Regions from separate parts of the Homo sapiens genome. Here region 1 is linked to region 2. Evidence: chromatin loops called from intact Hi-C (ENCODE). Cell type or tissue: endothelial cell of umbilical vein. All regions are shown on one strand. Links, peaks and the distances in the headings refer to the core of each region. The heading gives the core; the rest is flanking DNA.

Region 1 (8,000 bases), core at 1-8,000, 310 kb after region 2:
TTTAATACATTAGAAAAAATCACAATTACATATTAAATGTAGGAAAAATAATGATCCATTTAAAAATACTTTCTAAAATTGTCTTAATTTCAGAAAGAAAACAAGGAATCAAAATTAGGTTTGGATAATACATTAAGACTTTTAAAATTTCCTTGTGATTTAAGGTTGGTTCAACTGGATAGCATTATCTAAAAGTCTTCAAATATGATTGATAGAAACATTAAAGTATTTCATCTTGAACTTCAAATAAAAATGGTAGAAATAAAAAAAAAAAGATATAGCATGAAGTCCTCCCTGGGGAACCAGAAATCCTCAACACTGTGAAATTGTAACTTCCAAAATGATTTAATAAAATCTATGAAACAACACTCCTAATATTTGTGGAACTGCATCTTATCAGTAAGGGATTCTCTATGCAGGGATATGATGTTCAGCCTTCTATGTCTTTAAACAGACATTCTAGTTTTGGATACACAATCCTAATAAAACATGGCCTCGAAAGGCAATTGTTTTTCCTCTCATTTAGAAGTCTATACTAATCAAGTCAGAAAAGGTAATAAGTAACTGAACACACAAGGATGTAGCCATTCCAGTCTTCTGAATTGATACATGTAGCAAATTAATAACTTAGGTTTTCCCAGATACTAGAAAATAAAGAATGCTGAATAGAACTCAAGTTCTTCATGAAATAATATTTCCTACCATGGCCAAAAAATATTTGAACGTCCATGTTACAGACTTATTCTCCCTTATTTGTGTTTCCTGAATCCTATGCAAGCTCTGCTCTCTCCATCTCTTCTTAAGCTGTTCTCAAATTTTTTTTTTATTTTTTGCAATTTTGAACTCATGTTATGAACATCTTAATGGTTTTTTTTTCCTACTTTGGTAAAAGGGCGTTTCAAAACCCTACTGATTTTGATCCCTAAGATACTCTTCATTTTTTCATTCAATAAATTCAAGCAATATCAATTTCTGATATCACTTGAACATTGAAGATTTCTAAGTGTATGATATCAACTCAGATTTCTCTCCAGGTTTTCAGGTTTCAGAAATATATACTCAAATTATAATGTACAAACTTGACTGAATTTTCCTCAAATACCTTAAATACCTCATATTTGAAGTCTTATCACCTTTGTGAACGTTGTTCTTTAGCTTGCTTGATGGTAATATGCATGCTTTAAATCCCTACTTTAAATATGTGACTATGCCTTCTTCCTTTTAAATTGTATTTCTCAAATTTCACCTGCTGTACCATTTCTACTTTTCTGTATTAGTTTATAACTTCATGATCGTTTATCTGAACTCTAGCAACATGCCAGAAATGTCTTTCCTCCTCATAACAGTGTTTCTGTCTCAAATATATTCTCTGAAACTTTTATCCATGTTGATCCAAAACCTTTCGGTTAACTTCTCAGTGATGGCACCTGAAGGTGTTTGAAGGACACTTCATTATCTGTCCCCTTACTTTCCCAGTCTCCTACCAATCGCTCTCTAGTTCCAGCTTTGCTGTCCAAACCTTATTCATTTAGGCTTACTTTGTTTTTAGCATTCTTTTTTTTGTTCTTGTCTTTTTGTTCGTAAGTTATTACCTTCCACTATATCTCATGCCCCAATGTCTTCACCAGGGTTTGTCACTTAATTTTTGAATCTTTGGCCATAAATCACCTCTTCCAGGAAGCTTTTCCTTACTCTACCAAAACAAACAAACAAACAAAACACCTTTCCTCATATATCTAGGTATATAACTATTCCTGGTATTTAATACATTATTATTTAATTATAAAAACTCACAGAATTGTCATTGTCATGGAATTACCTTTAGAATAACTTGTTTCAAATAACTTAAATGTTATTAGTCTCTGTATTCTTTTCTTGCAAATTGATATAGTAAGAATAACAACTCAAAATGGATATTGTTGTTGTGAGGATTAAATGAGCTAATATATGTAAAATTTATCAAAAGGTCTAGTTTAAGCAATCAATACTTCGAGATAAATACATGGGAAATGAATAGATTCTGGGTTAATCAGATTAAACAATCCTGATCCTCAGGCTAAATTCATGCCTAGTTTATTATTGGTCATTAAAAATCCCGAGTTTCTGTCCCCAGAGAATTAATTCTGCTTATTCACTGGGCACAGTCTGAGTCCCAGAACAGTATTTCCAAGTTATCTCCATAACCATTACTGGTGACACTCAATATAATGTACAAAAAATACCTTTCACTAGCTATTCCAATCAGGGAATAAACTGTTTAGAAGCAGTGGTTGGATTACTTGATTTAATTATTTAGTGTTACTGTGTTTTAGGTACTGTAAATGCATTTTATAAATAGTACCTCATTTAGATCTCATAACAATCATTGTGGGACATATTTATAGACAAAAATTTAATTCAGGCTCACAGAGATAAAGTGATTTTTATAAAATAGACTACTACTTAAGTATAGCCTAAATGTTAAAGCCGGTGATCTTCACCACATGGTTAACTAGTCTCTTTGTTTTTCTTTTCTATTTTTCTATCCACCAAGTTTTGATAATGTTTAGGGGAATGTGGCAGGGCATGTTGAAAAAGCTCACTGAGTCATTGAAATAGTGCCTGAAAAATGCCCTTCAAACCTACTGAGACCATGGTAGGTAAATTACATGGAAGATTATTTGCTTTTAATTAGAAAAAAAAAATTTGTTAATCATTTTGACATTTTTGTGAATGATTTGTTCTTCTCCTGTACAAATTTTTTCCTCTCCTATACAATTAATTGCAAATAGAACAAACACAAATATTTAATTAAGGTTCAAAATTAGCAAATCTAAAGTCTTTTTTATAATGCTAAAACTTACATGACCCAGCAAAAGTCAACAGTGTCCTTTAGCTGAATATGCTTAGTGGACTCTATGTCACTGTGACATTTTTCTTACATAACTTATTGCTTGCTATAAATTGCAGACAAACACAAAATTGTTGTGAAAAATGCAGTTTACTGTCTAAAAACTAACTCTGTAGATAATGCTTAACCAACATTATCAAACCTTGGTCACAGAAGATATATGTGTGTGTATAAAATACACATTATATATATATGTGTATATATATGTATATATGTATATATGTATATTTATATGTATATGTATGTATATATATGTATATATGTATATATATGTGTGTATATATATATGTATATATATGTGTATATATATATATATACACACACACACACACACACATAGTTAAAAATGCTTTTAAAATTTATTCCACTTTTGAAATCTTCCAATAATGACAATTAAATTATCACGCTTCCACCAGATGTACTTTAGATGGACAGAGGGACAAAAGTATCATGACTACATTGCTGTGGTTTAAGTGATAAGTGGCTGCTGACAAGAAGAATTTATAAGAAATGGAATTAGATATTCACTTGACAGAACTCTCATTTCCTTTTCTCATTCATTATGTGGATATACTGGGAAGCTTGTTCTATTTCTGAAGAATGTATTGCTGTGGAATACACAGACATGATCACATTAAAAGTAATGGAATGGGATCCCTTGTACCATTACTTTCAATGTGTTAATTCAATTTTACTTGGTAAATGGATTTAGCATTCTTGGTAGTTTCTGCTATCTACTTTAAAAAAAATCATTTACTATGTGTGAAGCAGAAACCTATGTCTCATGTGGGCAAGATATATGCCTTTTCATCACTTTTTGCAAGTTCTGATCTATGGTTTTTTCTTTCTTTCTTTCTTCACCGCAGTTTTAAATGGGAAGACACCAATACTGTTTACCTCAGATAAAGTATTTTAAATTACTATTTGAAGATATTTCCTACTACATTATTGAGCTATGACATTTTATTTTCCTTATACTGTGTAGTGATTTCTTATGATAGGATATATTCTCCTTCCAGCTAACCTTTGAAAGGAAGCTGTCAAACAGTGATTGTCTTGCATGCATTTTGAGCCCTCCTTGAGTATGCAGAACAGATTTGAGGCACCTCACAGTTGCACATTTACTGCCATCTAGTGATTAAATAATAAATATATTCTGTATACTATAATCACTATATACATACTTTTTAGCATAGCGATTTTGAATCACAGAATGATAGTGAATGTGAACTTTGAGGTCATGTAGTCTAATGCAAGAAAGTAGAGAAGGACTCAGAGGAACAAAAAAAATCACATGAGTATTGTGAACTTGAGCCAGGATTTGATATCTGAACTTTTTAGAAAGTGTTTATCTAGCTCTTCTATTTCTACTCATACTATCATCTGATTATGTCAGAAGGATAATTATCTTCTGATAATGTCATCTTTGTCTTACCTATTATAGTTCAAAAATAATTACCATGAAAATTTATTTTTTATTATGCTGTCCTAAAAAGTGTTCAGGAAATCAGAAGGATTATTCAATTATTAAACAATAACTAAAATCACAAGTTTGTATTGTATGAAATTTACACATTAAAAAGGCCCTCAGCAAATATTTCAAATAAATCCTTTATTCAAAACATACATTATAGACCTAAGCATGGCACTATATTGGCCCTCATGACTACTTAAACATCTATGGCTACTAGTTCAATATGACTTTAATTTATTTGAATTATATATTATTTTTGAAATGCTTTGATGTGTAATTTCGTAGGTATGTTGTCCAGTTTAATGGCACCTGAAAAAAAAAAAACTCATTAATCCACACCTGTATTCCCAGTTACTCAGGAGGCTGAGGCGGGTGTATCGCTTGAGGTCAGGAGTTTGAGGTGCTTTGATGTCTCCTATGAATGGCCACAACACTCTAGCCTGAGCAACATGTGAGATCCCATCTCTAAAATAAAAAAATGGCCACAGCAGCAAAAACCAATCAGGTACAGGTTGCAACAAAATCCAATGTAATTAAAAGTTACATTGTCTTCAGTATTTCATAAACACATCCCTTCTTTTTATAAGGCCTGTTCAAGTTTCTCAGATTTTTTTTCCCTTACCTTAGACTTGAAGATGGATCTACTAGAAATATGTAATGCCAGCCCTTATATTTCATCTTGCCCCCAGCCTTTCTTTCTTTCCAATAATCTGATTGGGGCTTAGAAAATGAAGAGAATGGGCAGTGAGCGCTGGAATATTGGCCTTAGTGAGGAAAAGCTAGTAACAGTAGTAACCTGGGGTAGCAATGGTGTCTGGACTATTTCTTTTTCCCTAAACTGATGTAGGTAATTTTGTTTCAAATCATACAGCTCCCAGGTGAAGTAGAGCTGATGCCACATTTTTTAGAATTTGGTCATAAAACTAGGCATAGATAAACCAGCAAAGTAAATATAAAAGCAATCCTCAAATATTGTGGAGGTTTCAATCAGCTGGAGGAGCTCTTTTTTTAATAAAAGTGAGAGATTTCCATATAAATTCAGTAGTCCAGGGTATAGTTCAGTGTTGTGGATTTTTAGTAAGTATCTTTGGTAATTCTGAAGTGGATGGATACTACCTAAATCATATTTTTCAATCATTGACATGGATTTTGTTTTTCTAATTCCTCTGTCAGCTGTTTTTCCGCAAGCCTGCCCATGACTCCCACATCTTTGCAAACACAATCTGCCAGCTATCTCTCTTACAGATGACAGTAGCTAATAATTATATTTACTTCTGATGCTAGGTACTCAAACATTCCAGAAATTATTGCAAACATGTTCTGAGAAGAAACTGAGAGGACAGATGAGCAAATATTGTTCAAGGTCAGTTTCCAAATCACTTGGGATCACATCTAAGCTCTCAAAATTAAGCGCAACATCGGGCACGTTCCCTAAAACCTCAGTTTCCTTCAAGGATAAGTACCTCACAGAATGTTGTAGATAATTATATGATTAATGGATACACGCTTTAGAAGAATACATTGTTTCATTTCCATTAAAATCATACTGTAGTTCATTGAATTAATGTGTTTATTCAATTAATTAACATTTTGTTTTCATTTAACTTCTTACAATTAGACTAAAATATGTTTCTGACTTTGTATGATTCTAATTCCACAGTGTAGTGTAAGTGACTGTGGGAGGCTGTGTGAGGACTCTCCTGTGGCCTAACCTGGAAACTTTATGCAGGGCAGGCCTCTGTGTCCATTCTGTCCTGTTCACTCTAAAGCTACCCCAGCCTCTAAATCTTACACAAGATCTAATGACTGTGCTGAATTTGAAAGTGCTAACAGAGGCTAGTATTCAAAGTTATATTACAGCTGATTTAATATTTTCTATATTTGATATGATACTTTACTTAGAAAACAATTAAGAATATTTAAATTTTTGTTATTTTCATTTTCCTGAATGACTACACAGCATTTACATACATTAAGCATATACATAAGCACATATATATACATGTACATATACACATATGTGTATAATGTTTATATAAATTAAGCATATATGTAAGTATATACATAAGCATATGTAAGGATACAGCCTTAGTCAAAATGGTATCAAAATAATGAGGATGTTTAGCCAATAGTCTATTTGTTTTGAAGAGTATGAACTTAATGTTACAAATGCAAAAATCAATATGCTCCTGTTTCAATTCTGCTAGTCTGCACAATAAGCTTTTTCTTGAGAAAAGCACTGTGCTATACAAGTCATTTGATCCCAATAATTCATTAACTTTAATAAAACTTAGAAATGTTATAAAAGTAAGAACTCAAAACATACACAGATATAAAATACCTACTGAAATTAAAATACCAGGATAGGACAAAATGATCTTTGATGTTGTTTCCAATTATCTCGTGTTTGTTCTAGGCACTGGCTATGTCAACAAAGCTTCGCCTTTTTTTTTTTTTCATGGTGACACAACCATGGCTGTGTTCAGGTTTACATGTTCTTACTTGTGTATTGGGGAAGGTTGGCCCCATCTTTACTTTTACGGGGTAAATGTTAAATAGTCTAACATAATATGAACAAAAACATTTGAGAAATGGACTCTGGGTGTTGTTTCATGAGGAGGCCATGCCTAAGCTGCTGTAGCCATCCTGGGATACAAGCTTCCACCAAGGTGCTTAGAGTGGATGTACAAATAAACAGCATGAGGTCTGGGTCTTTGATGATGATGCTGAGATGTGGACTAATCAACTCTGCAACTGCACCTTAATCTACTTGTTATGTGATATAGTAAATATATATATTACAAAAATAACTTTATTATACTAACCATGCTTTCTCCTAAAATTTAAGAGTCATTGGTCTTAATAACATATTATATTCTTTTTTTTTTTTTTTTTTTTTTTTTTGAGACGGAGTCTCGCTCTGTCGCCCAGGCTGGAGTGCAGTGGCGGGATCTCGGCTCACTGCAAGCTCCGCCTCCCGGGTTCACGCCATTCTCCCGCCTCAGCCTCCCAAGTAGCTGGGACTACAGGCGCCCGCCACTACGCCCGGCTAATTTTTTGTATTTTTAGTAGAGACGGGGTTTCACCATTTTAGCCGGGATGGTCTCGATCTCCTGACCTCGTGATCCGCCCGCCTCGGCCTCCCAAAGTGCTGGGATTACAGGCGTGAGCCACCGCGCCCGGCCAACATATTATATTCTTAAGTAAAATAACAAATGTATATTTTTAATCCATTTTTATTCCTTTTGGATAATTATTGTAATAAAATGGTATTAGGTAAAATTATGACTGTATCATTAACTCATATATGGCAATCCCTAATTTTTGTCAGTATGAGGCTTAGGTGTTTTTAAAAATGTGCAAAAATTACTTGACAAAGTAGTGTGTTTTTACATACGGTATATATTTTAGAGAATGTGCACTGTTTAATAGACCAACATAAAATTCATCAGTTTGAAGGTTCAGATTTTGATAAATAGATGTGACTGTTAAAAATATTTTGATTTTATTATTTGATTTATGCCCAGTGAAAACCATCTCTATAATCTAGTATTTGTTTCTACTTTTAGCCAATTATTTTCTATATCAGAGTACCACTTTTGTTTACTCTGACCAGGGATACATTAATTAAAACAA
Region 2 (17,963 bases), core at 4,761-12,760:
TGTTGAACCACTGCAATGTGACAGAGACTTCACTAGAGAAAAATAATAAAAAATAAATTAAACATCAACACTGCCTAGAGTCTAGAGTGATCATCACAATATTAGGAACACTGGTAGGCCCTTAATAAAATACTATGTTAAGATAATCCACAGGTAGAAAAAAAAGAATGTCTTGTTTTTACTTTAACCTATTTTCTGCTATCTCTTCTAACATAATATCGGCTTGCTACAGTTAACTTTGTCCCCGAAACTCTGAAGTTAGTATATTATTGATAGATTTGTAAATTATAATACCAAATTTATGAAATAAATGTCATGCCCTTATTATTTTGAAGTCTACTTAGAATTATGAGATCTGAAGAAGACCTGGTTGTTGACCCAGTTATTTTATGTGTGTGTGTATACACATATATAATATATTCAAACTCAAGATAATTAATGATAAATATTGCAATAAATGCTTAAATTCTATAAAATTATTTAATATACATTTATTAACTATCACTGAAAAGAACCTAAGAAAATCTTAAGACAGGTTCATAAGAGAGGACTCAACATTTCTAAAGATTTGGGGAACACATAAACAGTCACAAAAAATAAATAATACCCAATACCCAAATATATCAAGGGCAAAATATTCATTAAAAATTGTGATATTAATGAACATAAAGATGGAAACAATAGACACTCAGGACTACTAGAGAGGGGAAGGAGGGAGTGGGGGAGATAGTTGAAAAACTTCTGATTGGGTAGCATGCTCACTACCTGTGTGTGACGGGATCATTAGTACCCCAAACCTCAGCATCACAGAATTTACCCATGTAATAAACTTGCACATTTACGCCCTGAACCTAAAATAAAAGTAAATTAAAGAATACAATAAACTTGTGAAAAAAATGACATATGAGTATAAAATGCACACCTGATTTCAAAGACTGAGAACAAAAAATGTGAACTATCTCCATAGTTTTGTATTATTTGTTGAAATGGTAGTATTTTTGATTTATTGGACTAAATTTAATATAATATAATTTTTTAAAGAATTGTTATATGAACTTTTAAAAGATAAATTAGACCATAACATGAGGGGATTTTAGTTGCGGACTAAAGTGTTTCACACATGTAATCAATTATTTGAATCCAATGGAAAGCATTCAATATGTTGCACAAGTGCTGCTAGCGTCTCCCTGTATGTGACTCAGGGGAGAGGGACCTAGGAGTCTTTGTTCCCCATTAACTGTGCCTACTTTGCTTTCAACTTTTCCTCTCAGCCTTTTGACTGAATAAAGGATATGTATTTCTGGATCTTATGCACTTCAGAACTTATGCTTTCAGTAATTTAATCCATGTTTGTCGTTGTCCATACCAACGCTTCTCCAGCAATGCAAGTAATAGTTTAGCTAACCTGCTCAGTATAGTTAAAAAGTCAGTGTGCAGGGTAGGGGCTGGGGGTGGAAAGAAAACATGGTCACGAAGGCCTGGTATGACCCAGCATGGGTTTGTACTCTAGACACCTCCCTTTCTTCTCTCTTCTGCATTTCTCCACACTGGTGTTCAGTTATTCTAAGAGTTTCAACTCTTTCCCACCTCAGGAATTTCCCTAATTTTTCCCATGCCCTGAAATCATCTTCCACTCTCCCTTCCTTGTCTACAGACTCAGCTAAACTTTCTGATTTCCGTGTATTCTGCCTTGACCACACAACATAAAGTCAACCTGACTTGTTTTCTCCCACTGAAACTTTTTGGTTTTACTTCATAAGTACCTACAGTGGAATGTATGTGTGTATTACTATTCATGTTTAATATCTATCTGTAAGTTCCAAGAAAGAAGAGTCCATTATTATATCTTGTTTTTGTTACTATTATGTATTGTTTTAAATTTTGCAATTTGTACCTTTATAAATCTAGCAAGTTGTATAACATTTGGTACATATTCAGCCTTTCTAGACCTGAATGTGTGAGGGAATTAAAGTCTAATGTTTTGAGGCATTCATTGCATATAATAAAATAATTTTTCTTCCATACATTTGAAAAAATAAAGGCCATGTACATTCCTGAGAGAATTAAGAACATAGGTACTCAAATAATATTTTTTAGAATCTGACTCTCTCAAGAAACCCTAATTGAAAAAGGCTGAGACATTCAATATTTGCTGAATGAATAAATAAGAAATGTTTAAAGATCCAACACAATACTTTAATTCTTTAAGGGTTTTGATATAAGCTGGAAATAGTATTTTCCTTGTATTAAAAACCATAGAATTTTACTTCTTTGGCACTTCTCACGTTCTTGGGTGATTAGTTATATATATATATTTTTTCAGTGGAGACTATAATCTTCTAAAGGAAAAAAAATTACATGGGCCTAATCTTTGTTTAAAACACAAAAATTAATTTTTGTTTAATGAATTAGGGTCATATGATTGTTTAAAGAAAAGAGAAAACTGTGTTCTACTTATTTTATATTCAATTGATTAATGCAGATTGGTAGAGCAATATTACAAAAAGAATCAAATATTGTATTCATGTAAATCAGAAATCTGTAAAATACAGAATTATTTTTAGGTGAATGTCTCATATCAATGTGTACGCTTAGCCTTATACTCAGACTTAATCTCAGTCATTCTGCAGGGTTATGCAGCTGTATTTCATTGTGGTTTTAGTTTGTATTCCCTGATGACTAATGAGGCTGAGCATTTTTAATATGCTTACTGGCTTTCTGTATATTGTTCTTTGTCAATTGCTTATAAATGTTTTTTCCCTATATTTTTAAATTGGGTTGCTGGTCTCTTTTTCTAATTCATTTAAAAGAATCTTTACATATGATTTAAACCACATACATAAGTAATTTGTGCTATGGACATGAAAAATCCAGTCTCCTAGAAGTATCAGCTAAAAGACTAAAAGTAATTAAATGCTTAGGAATTGCAATCTTTTTGCTTATTGACATATCAGGACTACTGTAAAACATGTTTCTAAGCAGATAATTTTTGCTGACAATTGCCTTCTTTAGAATCATGTTAAACTTTGCTTGTTTCATTCACAAATACCTGTTGTTGGTTCAACAGAAAAATATGGCTGGCCTTGAAGTAAGCTGTAGAGGAGACGAGCATTATTACCACTTGAGGGATCGTCAGCATCACTTGCTGTCACCTGGATAACTAATGTTCCTAAAGAGAACATAATACAGGAAATTAAGATTGTGGTTTTATTCAGGATGAATTCAGTTCTGTGAAGCGGTCTTTCTTTACCAAGCAAGATGTTGTTACAAAATGAAAGCTCAATTCACCTCCTTGTTCTTAATTGTAAAAGTAATGTATTTTTTTGTTGTTTTTTATTTTTTTCAGGCAAAAGAATATAACTTTTAATACAAAATATTCCTAATTCCTGTATGCAATATGGAATTTTAAACATGTAGATTGATGGCCTAATAAGATGTAGCTATTAAACAATTCATTGTAATGTATAATTTATAAATCATAAACTTTTCCAAGGTGTATTATTAGTGGAGAAATTAAAAGGAACTTGGAAATGCTTTTCACCAAAAATTATAGTGTAGCCTGTACCTTAAACAAAGTGGAGAAGGTTGATAAATATTTACAAAGATTATTGAATTGAGCTTGAAAGAGTATCCAGTTGAGGATAAGGATGGGCATAATTATTCAGCTCCTTTAATTCTCTTCTCTAATATACCTACTTCCTTTGATGAATTTTTTAAAAAGCAAAGTAAAATCTTGCAGATATTGATAACATAAGCATTCTCATTAAAATTCAGTAACAAGAAATAAAATCATATGGAATAATTATGTATACATTTAAAATTAGTGCTCAGATTTTTAAAATATTTATTCAAAAATATTGAGTTTTCAAAGTATCTTTCTGTAAACATGGAATTGAATGTTATGGATCTTATTTGAAATATGTATTTGTTGAAACACTGTTTACTGTGTCAATAAGAATAGCAACACGAATGACACAAAATCAAATAGCTTCTGTGGTTTTGTTTACAACTAGCATCATGAATTTTCTCATCGTAGCCCAATTTTATAAACTGATACACTCTAATAGGAATCCATTCTATACTTCACTAACATGAAACTTTTGCTGTGGCCCTAAATAGTACATATTCTTTGCTCTTTTGTCTTAATATTTTTATAATGCTATTTAACATTTGTTTTAATATCATACAGCATATTCTATTGAAGTAGAATTTCTTCTTATTCACATAATTTTATGGGTAATACTTTTACCTGATTCAAAATGAATCAGGAAAACTTTTTGCCTCTCTTTTCCAAAACTTATTGAATAACCACTCAATGTGTAGACACTTACTAGTTTCAGATGTTTTAAAGTGAATTTATTTAGTAATTTGTGAAAGTTTTTCCAACAAAATAGTTAACAGGGACCATCACTTTCATTGATCCATATTGCGCAAGACTTGTTCCTTTAACTATCCTTCTATGCACCGATCCACTTACTTATCCCACATTTCCTCATTATAATTCTCTATCATTTCTTTCCATAAGGGGTTCCCATCCCTGGTTTCTAGAATTATATTTCCTATCTTTGGCTTCAGATACAATCATCAAAATCATACCATTTTCAGAGTTGACTGAAATAAATTTTAGTAATATCAGTCTTTAGAGCCCCTAAGCTAGTACTATACAAATGAGAACCAAGAAGTCCAGAAAATGCAATGACTCACAAAAGGTGACCTCACACTTTGATGATAGAAATATGTCATACAGTTAGGTTCTTTTTTCCAGTCCAGTTTTTTTAGCATGCTTTTTCTATAAAATAAATTTTATTATATATATTTAAGGTATGCAACATGTTATGCATATAGATAGTAACATGATTACTATAGTAAAGCAAATTATATCTATCATCTCACAAAGTTACCCATTTTTGTGTGTGCATGGAAAGAGCAAGTAAAATCTACTCACTCATCACAAATCTCAAATATAATACAATATTATTAACTATAGTCCTCATGTTGTACATTAGATCTCTAGATTTGTTTATCTTACTTATCTGATACTTTGTATTCTTTGACTTACATACCTCCATTTCCTCCCTCTTCATATCCCCGACACATTATTTTATTCTCTATCTTTCTATATTGAACTTTTTTTAGATTCCACATATAAATAAGATCATGCAATATTTTTATTCTGTGTCTGGCTTATTTCACTTAGCATAATGTCCCCCAGGCTCATCCATGTTGTGGCAAATGGTAAGATTTTCTTCTTTGATGAGACTTAATAATATTCCACTGTAAATATATGACACAGTTTCTTTCTTTATTCCTCTATCTGATAAGGGATTTATTTAAGAGAACTCATACAACTCAATAGCAAAAAGCCAAATAATCAGATTAAATAATTGGCAAAGAACCTGAATAGATATTTCTCCAACGAAGACACACACAAATAAATGGCCAATGGTTATATGAATGGGTTCTCAACATCACTAATCATCATGAAAATGCAAATAAAAACTACTATGAAATATCACTTCACACTTGTTAGGATGTCTATTATTAAAAAGACAAGAGAAGGCAAGTGTTGGTGAGAGTATAGAGAAAAGGGAACACGTGCACTGTAGGTGGGAATGTAGATTCATGTAGCCATTATGGAAAACAATATGGAGGTTCCTAAAGAAATTAACTATAAAACTACTATATGACCCAGCAATCCCACTACTGGGTATTTATTTAAAGAAAATGAAATACACCACTAGTAAAGATATCTGCATTCCCATGTTCACTGCAGACTTATTCACAATAGCAAAGACATGGAAACAACTCTCATTTCTCTTGATTTCCCTTTGTATCTGATACCAGTGTGTACTCCTTACACACACCTGGATTATTGTGCCTGCTCAGTAACCTACTGTACACCTGTTCTCTCAGGTCTCCTCTTGATCACACCCATAGAAAGCAAAGAGGTAGTGACATGCCAGAGCAGGTGAACATTTTTTACTGATGCTTCATTTACTTGTAACCAAAAGTTACTTCTTCAGTGTTTTTCTCCTGTTGTCTACTAAGTGGAGAATCTAATGTATTCTGTTAATAGATTACACAAAATAATTTCCCTGAGTGTGTAGAAAATCTAAAAGGTCAAATTCTTAGAAATTTTAGTGGAAAAAATCTGTGATATTATAAATATTCAGAATACCACTCACACATGAATTTGATGGGGATTTTAATTTCTGGGGAAATATTTGTTATTCTTTCTTATGACACTTGTGGCATTTTAAAAGAACCAAGGCTATAGAATTGGTGTAATTCAACAATGTTTTAGAAATGCTTACTTTTTGGTAAGGACTATCAATGAGTATTAAGTGATTCACTCCTTACATTTTTTGTGTGTGAGAAGATGTTTATGTGTATATATAGGCATATATGTATACAGGTAGATCTAAGTATGGTGTATTTACATATGTGTATATATACATGTATATATACACACATATATTTTCAGTAAATGTGTGTTTTACATTTACTGAAAAGGTTCCCTGATGTTCAGCTCTGCCACCTTCTCATGAAGGGGTTCCCTATATTTGTATAATCTTATCTCTGATTCTCTAGTTGGCTCCACTAGCTATTCATTGCTCCAGGGCAAATATTCTTGTCTGAACTACTGTAGTTTTGTCCTAGGCGTTTGCTCCTTATTAGTGCAACTCCTGTAGGTATTTTTCTTCAATAAAATTGCCTTGCAGAGGTTGCAGTGTTCAGACATAGCGCCATTGCACTCCAGCCTGGGCGACAGACATGTATCTGTATCTAATCATATATCTTTATCTCATATATATATATATATAATATATATATTTAAGAGGGCAAAAATATGCAGCAGTATTTCCAAATATTTAGTGCTTGTAGTTTTTCTCTTAATTTTTATTCATGCCTTGGAAATGTTGGCTGTAAAATTTAGATGAATCTTAGCAATGCTCGATTTTTACAGGACCCTAATTATCTTTGTTTATTTTATTTAGTTGTTTTCTACTTTCTTTTCCCTCTTTCAGTTATTATTGACACCATGATTTATAAAACACAGTTTAAGCAATTTTAAATCCTCTTGGATTGTTTCTATGTTTTTAAAGAGAATTAAGCCTGTATGTTTTCCTAATGAGTAACTTGTATTCGGCAGAAATCCTCAAGAAATAGTCAAGTAACATAAAGAGATCACAATAATAATTAAATATAAAAGCAGACAGCAATACAAAAATATTTAACACAATTGTAAATATTTATATTTTTATAAAGACTTGTTATTTGTAAGCAAATCAATTTGTACATTCACCTGTAGTTAGGAATTAGTTTTATCGTCCACATAAAATTGAAAATATTACTATGAAACCAATAAAGTGTCTTTCAGTGGAAATGATCAATTGTCTTATAGTGCCCCTTTCCTAGTTAAATATAGGTTAACTAACACTTGTTGGTTTAGACAACGAATGTTTAATTCCTACATAATTTTTTATAAGAACATATGTAAGTATTTCAGCATTTGTCTGTAATATCAGAACTGTGTCATGTTTGAGTCATAGTGAATACCACCACAATGCTCTTTTCAAGTACTGGAGGATTTCTAGGCTTATGTAATTACTTCCGTTCATGTCCTGATTATTGTTTACTGTCAGAATCACTCCGAAGAGGTTTATGAGAAATGCGGCTCCCATCCCCGGTCATCCCATTTCCTAAAAACAACCCACTCATCACTATGAATTGCTGTTGTGTTCTAAAATATTATGGCTACTATTCTACATAAGGACCATTGTTTACACAGGCCATATCTGTAACCTCTTGAAACTTTTAAAATTGTATTTCCATGGAAAATATATTTCAATTTTTTTATATAAAGGAGAAAAATAAAAAAAACAAAGTACATCTAAAAATCAACTTACATTTGCAATAAAAACTTTTTAAAAATTAAGAATAAAAGGAAACTTTCTGAATCTGATAATGAATGCTTTTAAGCCTTGACAGTAATTATATTTAATTGTGAAGAGTTAAAACTTTTCCTCTGCAATAATAAAAAGAAAAAAATGTTTTTCTGTCACTATTATTTTTTTCGGCATTGTACTGAACTTCCTAGACAATGCAATGAGGCAATACCATGCAGTTATAACGCATTTATAGACAGGTAGATAAATAAATATTGGAAAAGAATAAATAAAACTAAATAATTAAAGTTAATAATATTTTCTGCTAGAAACTCAAAATATGCATATAGTTACAGAAAAACATTAAATTCATAAATTTAGCAAGTCAACAGGGACACAAATGTTATATAAAAGTGCATTTTTTAATATATGAATATATATATGTATATACTCTGGCATATATATATTCATGAAACCTATTTTAGTTAAATATATAATATATATGAAAAGAAATAAAATATTCAGGAATATCTAAACAAAAACTGTAACCTCTGCAAAACAACTAAAGATAAATTAATGATATAAGTAAATAGATGAAAATACTGGATTTAGGAATTAGATGACTACTTAAAAATAAAAAAATACACAGCTTAAAAGCTAGCTCAATCAAAATCCTAGTGGACTGTATAAATGGTTAACTTGGAAAGACAATTAAAAAATAAGTAAAATTTGTATGGAAAAACAAGGACCAAGTATGGTCCAGGCATTTTTTGTTTGTTTGTTTCTTTTGTTTTGTTTTTGTTTTTTTGAGAGGAAGTCTCACTCTGTCGCCCAGGTTGGAGTGCAATGGCGTGGTCTCTGAACACTGCAACTTCCGCAAGGCAATTTTATTGAAGAAGAATACCTACAGTAGTTGCACTAATAACGAGCAAACGCCTAGGACAAAACTACAGTAGTTCAGACAATAATATTTGCCCTGGAGCAATGAATAGCTGGTAGAGCCAACTAGAGAATCAGAGATAAGATTACACAAATTTAGAGAACCCCTTCACCAGAAGGTGGCAGAGCTGAACATCAGGGAAACTTTTCAGTAAATTCTGCAAGGTCAGCTTGATATCTCCATTTATCTGTCCATCTATCTAACACCAATTTTGTGATATAAAATTTGGCACCTGCTTTACACCTTTCACAAATATCAGCTTAAAACAGACTGTAGATCCAAATGTGAAAGGTAAATAATAAGAAAAATAAGAATATAAATATTAGAACAATAAAACTTTCAGAAAAAAAGAAAAATAGAGGGGGAAAAGCAAAAATTTCAGAATCAGGGCAAATATATGTATATAATATTTATGGAAAACATATATTTAGTCCTGGGGAATTTGATATTTTTCTCAAAGCCCAAATCTCTTTTTCAATTTGTTAAACATATTTTTTATTACTCTTCCCAGCCTGGATTGGTTGTTCTTACTCTACTGAAGAAGGGTAGCATATTTAGGGTGCATTATCTGATAAGAACATGAAGCATGGTACAGGTCATATATACCTAACCTCTTTAGTCTCTCTTCATTCATTTGATGAACATTTTATTATGATAGCATTAATACTTGCAAAGTGGGTCTTACTCCATTGGTGGATCAAAAATTAAATTCTACATTTTATACTGGAAATAGGTATTTCTAACAAAAGACAAATAATATATATGAACATTAATAAAATCTTTTTTAGAGAAGATTTTAACATTAAATATAGCACCAGAAGAATATTCTTCATAAGTATTTACATCATTTAATGAGTTTCTTAGTTTAACTATTTTATCATACAGTGCCTTTGGGTTATCCCTTGTCCTCTTTCAGATTTAACTATATCTTAAGAGAAGTCTATTTATTGCTCATTTGTCTGACAGACTGTTTCTCACACTCCATGGAAGAAGCTACAAGTACAAAGTAAATGTTTGAAAAATTCACTCTGGCTTATTTTAATGACTTAATAATAGTCATTTTGTAAAACAGAAAATCTGGGACAAATGCTTCTAGGACATGATGACAGAAACATAGAAGTAAAGCAGAACTGTCCTGGGTAAAACTGAAGATCTGGTCACTCAATCTACCTTAAAACAACAGTGACAATATAAAGTGGCCACCAGGATAGCACACAAAATGAAAATAACGTAGCACGAGTTGTGTATATTGAATTGCCACAGCCTTAAGTCCTATTATTCCCTGCAATACACCATCCAGTAAGCAGAATTGGGTAACTACCAAATGATGGGAACTCTGAAAAGTTTAAATTAATGAGATCCTTGAAATCAAATTAGCAAGGAATGTAAACAGAGAGTGAAAAAATGCTTTTTGGGGGACCGAAGGGTCCAAAGTTCAGCATGCATACCTGAGTGGGGTCACTGTGGCTGGATCAGAGGTGCCAGTGGTATTTGGAAATGCAAAGAATCAAAATGACTTGTAGTTTGTATCCATTCTAAGTGAACAAAAGTGTGCTTAGAAAAAAAAATTCTCTTAGAATCATACTTTAATTAGAGTAGCTTATCAGTTCACTTATTCTGATAATAAACATACAAATATAATTACTAATGTAATCTTGGGTTCCATTATTGTGTGGACAGTTGACATTGTTTGCATTACTCTGGAGAGACTTTTCATAATTGCAAATTTAAAATATTAATTATGTCTTTCTAGCTAGTTTCCAAATCTTGGCAACTTTTCATAGCAAAAGGTCTTTATAAAAATAAGTTCAACACAATATTTGACTTTGCTTATTTTATCAATCACATTCTTTGCAGAAACTTATTGTAACATAGGTCAGTGGTCCTTAACTTCTTTGGCACCAGGGACCAGTTTCGTGGAAGACAATTTTTCCATGGTCAGGGTGGGGAGTGGGCATGGGGATGGTCTGGGGATGATTAAAGCGCATTACAGTTATTGTGCACTTTATTTCTACTATTACTACATTGTAATATATAATAAAATAACTACACAACTCACCATAATGAGGAATCAGTGGGAGCCCTGAGCTTGGTTTCCTGCAACTAGATAGTCCCACCTGGCAGTGATGGGAGACAGTGACAGATTATTAAGCATTAGATTTTCATAAGGAACATGCAACCTAGATTCCTCACATGTGCAGTTCACAATAGGGTTTGCAATCCTATGAAAATCTAATCCCGCCACTGATCTGACAGGAGGCGGAGCTCAGGTGGTAATGCAAACCATGAGGAGCGGCTGTAAATACAAATGAGGCTTAGCTCTTTTGCCTGCTGCTCACCTCCTGCTGTGCAGCCCGGTTCCTAAGAGGCCACAGACAAGCACCAGTCTGTGGCCTGGTTGTTGGGAACCCCTGACATAGGTGACACAGGATGTACACTTGTACCACGTGCTTGAAAGGAAAACGTTAGTTTGGTCATCTCTGGAAATTGCATTTACTGATATATTTTTCATTTTTATGACAGAAAATTTTAGTGTGATAATAGTATCTTAACAGAAGATAATATATTTGTTGTGTGTGTGAAATGAAGCATTCTTGTAATGTTTAAAGGTGCTAACCTGTATAAAACTACATAGAAATTTTAAAGATTGAGAGCATTAATGAAAGCATCAATAATAATTTATCCAAACATCAGATGTATTCTGCCATCACTGAGTAAAACCTGAGGTAAAGGTAGTGTAACTCTGTCTCTGTTGAGTTATGTAAATTTTATTATTAACCAGGAGTTATGCAGAGGATGAAACTATTCTCATGCAGATGTTTAACATGGCTTACAACTTTATTAAATGATGTTCTTTCCTGTGTCACATAGAATGCTTTATCCACTGGTGATTATGGGAAGCATATAAACAAAAAATCATAAAAAGTGAAAAATTTTCCTATGCAGACTAATTTAGATATTATGTAAGCAATAGAGAAATTAGCAACCTGTGGCGAGGGCATTTTATAATTAAAGCTTACATTTATTATGGAATACTAAAGTACAGGTGCCACAGTATGCTATAGTGTTTGAATGCCAAGATTCCAGCTGTAGATTTCAAAATGACATTTACTTTAGAATGTTATATTTTATTCATTTTGAATTCAATAGTAAGGAGATTAACTGTTCTTTTCTTACAATGTAGATATAAATTTAATGGAAAAGCTATTTTTACATCCAGTTTTAGTACAAGTATACTTTGATTAATCTGAAACAAATTTATTGAGATGTTGGGTTGTATAATTGTCAACTTCAATGTTATACAGATCAAATAATATTATAGTGATCCACACTCTGCATATGTAATTTCTGCAACAATAAAACAGGATTAAGATGAATGAGGTGATCAAATGATCAAATACATGACATAAGAGTTGTATAGGTATATCTGCTCACTCCTTCACATTGGGAACTTATTTTATTAGTACAAGGATAATTATTTTTCTACCAGTACTGACTGACCCATTCTTGCTGCATTTATACTTGAGCTGCAATTACTCTACAACCTAAAGTCTCGAAGTGAAACTCAGGAAACAGATAATATTTTCTCACTTGTCATCTTAACTGGGCAAAGTGTTCTTCAAATTTTTTATTTTTCTGTCCATAGTCACCTAAAAACTAGGTCATTTTTATTATTTTTGTGCTGCATTTTTGACACCTCTACTTTTTATAATCTGAGATAATGGAATTTAAGTAAAACAAATTAGACTGTGTTTAATAAATCAAACAATATTATATTTAGAAGAATAAGAAGAGAAATTCATCCCAGTCTCAGTCATGTTCAACTCATGTTCCCAAAGGCAAGAGATTTATAGAATCTAATTCACAAATGTGATAAATTTTGAAAATTCATGATTTTTTATTTTCCTGAGTATTAACTGAAATTAAATTTGTATAGATTTTCCATACAAAGCTTAAGGTGAATTTAATATTTCTATAAAAGCTCTCCTTTATGACATATTGTACCATATTGTTGATGAAGAATATTAAATTTTCTATATGCTTTTCCAAAAAATGCAACTTAAAATATTGCATAATAATTACAGAGATCATTATAACATATTATATTTGAATTTAAAATCTGAAATGCCAAAATAAGCTTCCTTAAATAGTAAGGTAAACAGAGTCTTACTCACTAGTTATCCCCATTCATTTTCAAAAGCATCTGGTTTTGAAAATAAAAGGAAATGGTTATTGCAAGTGGAAGGAATGTTGGACACTTGATAATATTAAAAATGATGCCCTCAGTGACTACAGATATGAAAAATTTGGTGGAGGATATTTATTTGGAAAAGCTCCAAAGAGAGTGGATAGTCTTTTTACTAGACAATATATTCTCCTTGCTTTTATTAGGCAGAAATATGTGAAACTAAATTTTAAGGAAGTCAGATTTTAAATTTTCCTTTTGCATTTGCACATACACAGACATATAAACAAAGTCTATTAACACTAATGATCATTCATAATGTGTACAATATCAATATCTATTTATTATGGTTGTTTTCCACGTAATGTGACTGGCTAAAGCATGTTTCACTTTTAGCAGGATTTTGTGCTGATTTGCAGAAGATAAGTTACCCGACTCTGCTTTGGTTTAATTGCTTATTAAGTAGTATACTACACGTATTTTAAATGCCCCTTCTTTTTTTTTTTTTTGACATTATAAGGTTTTAGGTAAAACTAGCAAATATTACTGAAATGGAAGATTACATATTTGATAGGCTGGCTATTCAGATACAATTTCAGAATGATTTCCATGAATTTCACATCTCCCGAAATCTTCTATTTATATCCTAAACTATTCTAATCACTTATTTAGCATTTTTTTGTCCACCCATGTACTCACTCATTTATTTATTCAATCCTTCCAAATCTCAGTCACTCTATGACTTGTGGTCTAATAAATCTTATATTTTTGGATGGCAGAAAAATAGTAACTTTGCAAATCCAAAGTGACAATTGGGAAAGCATAATGTTTTATCTCAACTCTACTTGAAAGTTCTAGTTTGAAGTTAATTTCATTTCAAACATAAATGCAGTCAGTAAAAGCCCATCATTACTTGTAAAGAAATGTGTGTTTAATAAGCAACAAGTTAATAATTTTCTTGATTTTATCTCATGACATAATGAAATATGGATTCCCTTCAGTAATTCAAACCAAATTCTGAGTTCAAGTGCAGATTCAAATATAATAATAGGCAGTTCACTTCAATACAACAGAAATATATGTAAGAAAAAGAAACAGCAAAATGTTTGCAATAGTTGTTTTTGAAGAATAAAGTAGCTGGCTAGGAAATTTGGAAGTAAGGTCAATATTCAAAAACTTAAATGGCCGTGGATATAGAAAGATAATGAAGAATTGAAGTTATATTTAGGTAATAAAACCCGCAGTATTCATTAATTTAATACTGAGATTGAGGAAAAAAGATAAATCACATATAATTTTATTAATTGATTTATTTACTTCACAGTCAACACAAATGCAGGAATGCTTCAGAAGGAAACCGTTGCTAGAAGTTTGGCAAAGCAATAGAAATATTCCCCTATTTCCATATTATATAACACTTCTAATAGCAACTGACCATCACTCAGCTGGCCTCTCCCTCTCATGGAAAGGTTACACAAAGTGCTCATTAGTTCTTGCATGATTTCATACAAAGCCTGGACCCTAACTGGCACTCACACAGTATGTATTGATTACACAAATTGAAAAGATAATTTGTACCTCTATCTCAAATTGCAATGCACAAAGAGATTTGTGCTTGCTAGATATTGCACAGACCAAACCATCTTTTGCAATCTCTCTGAACATCTACAGTGGGGCTGCACTGATACCATGATACCAATAATTCTCTCATGGGTTCACTACCCAACTCTGTAAAATGGCAGTATTGTACCTCCTCTTCTCTAAAATTTTACCCATGCTCTCTCAATTACTGCCTTCGCATTATGCTTCACTGACAAAATAGAAACGTTTATTAACTGATTGGTTATGAACAAATATGTTAACATATAATCTGTCCCTTCTATAAGTACAATGGATTCCATGACCCTTTCTTTTTTTTTTTTTTTTTCAAGAACAGTGTTTTAGAAGTTATGTCCTTTTACTTTGCTTCAAATAATATTATTCTCTGGAATCATTCCCCATAGTATATAACAGTGCTGTTCAATTTCCTTTCTTAAAAAACAATTGAATAGTCATAAACAAGCAAAAAGTCCTCTTGACCTTCATCTTTTTCTACCTAGCATCTCACATTTCATTTTCTCCCTGTGGCGTAACACCTTTTAGACTTGGCTTAAATCATTATTACTTCCTCTTATTCTTCCTTTTATGCCATACAATAGTCTTCAGTGTGCTGTAATAGCACAAATTAAACTGTTGTACTTATCAAAAAACCAGGGGTCTTCAACTTACCAAATCAAAAGTCACCACTCTGTCTTAATCTTAGCCTCACAGCAGCATTACACACGGTTGAGGGATTTCTTCTTTTGGAACATCTTTTCTCATATTTTTCCCTTCTTCCTACAACGCTTGCCAATCCCACTCATTCTAATTTGCCAGCCGACTGCTTTTTGCTTAACAGTCAAGTCAGCCTGGATGCTTTTCTCTTCTCCAGCTACGTTCTCTGCCAAAGGGATCTCATTCATTGCCATGCCTGACATACGTGTTATATGTTGATGACTTCCATATTGATGTATACAGCCCTGAGCACTCTGCTATGGATTCTTTTTTCCTAGAATGTGGTATGGATGGCCTCTTTGTATAATTCACCTCAAATATCACCTCCTAAAATGTCCCGTTTCCTCCAGACAATTAATAATCATCATACCTCACCCATACATAACACTTTTATACTATACATGATCATATATTACCTCCTTTAATTAAAATAACTATTTCTTATTTGTATATAACTAAAATGTGTTTCATATTAGCAGGTAACTCCTTTATCTCCTTTACAATTTTATCTATAGTTTCAAAGGAAGATTCCTAGCATGTTACATCATAATATATGCAAGAAGAAGAAGAAGCAGTGGCAGAGGAAGAAAAGCAAGAAGCAGAGGGAGGAAGGAGGAAGAGAGGGAATAAGGAGACAGAGGGGAGGGCAGTAAGGGAAAGGAGTAGAAGGTGGAGAAGGGGGAGGAGGAGAGGGAGGGATGAGGAAGGTGAACTGTTTCTTTGCCTACCTACCAAAATAGAGTAATTTAAAGTGCTATTTACATCTCATAATAATTTGTCTTGATATATATTACACAGGCAAATTTGTTTCTGCTGTATTTAAAGACCTATGTTCCAAACAATGTAGAAATACATCTTTAAATTCCTACCTGGAATGTTAAAAATCAAGAATCAGAAAATTATATGATGAAATATGTATTTTTGGAATCATTGGCTAATGAATCAAGTAATGAGGTAAAGTAGTTATAAGCATGTTACCGTAATTTAAAATGGCCATTATCAAGTCACATTTATTTGTCACTGTTAAGTAAATTTTTGAATTAAACTTTCCAGTATATTGTGCTACAAAAATTTTTTGAGTGAATAACTGAGAGAAGTTGTGCATAATCACAATTTCCCCTTTACTGGAAAGACATTTCTAATTTCCAAGACAGTCAATTCTTATATCTTATGGAAACCATTCTCTCCTAAATGCATTATATTTAAAATATTAACAACAACAACACTGGGTTTTGAAAAGTATCTTTGAATAAACACAGCCACACACAGGTGTTCAACCACTTAGTTTTGTCTTAGTGGTTTTTTCTTCATGATTTTGATGTATACAATAGAGTCTAATAAATTCACTTTTCCTATTTTTATGCATATCTTGCAGGATTATCTTATTTGCTTTTATGAGATACAAAAATATATTTTGTTTTGAAAAAGAAATTCTTGTACTTAAGAACCTAGTAAATGAACAAGGTCTAAAAACTTACGAATTGCTCAAATAAACATATCTAAACTTCTTTTATTCCTGTGAAGGCTGAGATATTTTAATAACATTAATATGTAGTACCCTTTTCTCAAAATTTTGATGCATAGTCTAATTTTTCAAATATTTTACTTAAACATATTTGTAGAAGGAAGTTCTAGTATAGACCCTTAAATCATCTACTTCCAAAACATATCCTTCAAATTTTAAACCTGCTTCATTGTTAATATATCTTTGATGTAAATTAATATGCAATACCTTCTGGAGACATCTCTGGTACAATGGCCTCATAAGGTTCATCTAGGAATTTTGGTTCATTGTCATTGATATCCGAAACTTTGATGACAAACTCAGACTCAGGTTCCACAGCCCTTCCAGTAGCGATGTCTATTACCTGGGCTCTTAAGATGTAGAGGGATCGCTCCTCTCTATCAAGCTTCTGTATGGCATATATGTCACCTGTTCTTTCATCAATGATAAAAGTACTTCCAGCTCCAGCTCCCAAAAGCTTGTACTGGAAAGAATTGTTTCCATTGTCTAAATCAGATCTTAGCTGCAAATGGAAAGAGGGATCATTTAGTTTCCAAACATCTGAAATGGACAAATCAAAATCAAGATTTTCTTTTTATGTATGTTAATTATTCCCCAAGTTAATGATTTTATATTATTTCCACATTACATTAAATGAGGCAAAATATTAATATCAAGATTAAAATCTATCACCAGGGAGAAGGAAGAGTGAATATTTAGTGTAAAGAACTATACACATTTCATTATTCTAAACAGAAACAAAAATAATTGGATAATAAAGCTTCTTTTGTAAGTTATGCACAACATAGTTGGTTCAGTTTTTATTTATAATTAAATTCTCAGTCACTAAAACTATACTCTCAAATATTTATACTAGATTGGGTCCTTGAGATAGATAGAAAGACAATTTAGTGACATTTAAACACTGATGTTCTATCTCTTGCATGAATATACATGGAAACAAGAAAATATTAGGATGAAAATTAGGGTTCATAAAGATAATGATAATCTTGACTGTTCATTAGGTATTTATTACATGTCATAAAATCTATAAATTGCTTTATATTAGTGTTCTCAAGTAATTCTCATATCAATATTATGAAATACATATTATTGATATGATCAATTTTT

The links. A loop is a pair of places that touch in the nucleus more often than their neighbours do. Peaks named below come from ENCODE experiments on the same cell type or tissue, not always from the same donor. Only the 100,000 strongest peaks of a DNase experiment are listed, where the experiment ranks them.
Region 1: a loop joins it to region 2, with 19 times the contacts of the local background. A loop is called at or near these places in 10 of 110 quality-filtered maps.

Annotation. Positions count from the first base shown.
Region 1 is chr18:66,868,466-66,876,465 of GRCh38, forward strand. No RefSeq gene overlaps it. Among named protein-coding and RNA genes, the nearest start is that of MIR5011, 210 kb to the right of the region's middle. In endothelial cell of umbilical vein, for the core only: no CTCF peak of the experiment used is centred there; a DNase peak (open chromatin) is centred at 4,006.
Region 2 is chr18:66,551,356-66,569,318 of GRCh38, forward strand. It overlaps CDH19 (cadherin 19), which reads right to left. Exons shown (of 12, transcript NM_021153.4): 3 at 17,061-17,355; 4 at 3,050-3,169. Among named protein-coding and RNA genes, the nearest start is that of CDH19, 44 kb to the right of the region's middle. In endothelial cell of umbilical vein, for the core only: a CTCF peak has its summit at 8,959 (motif pointing right); a DNase peak (open chromatin) is centred at 8,936.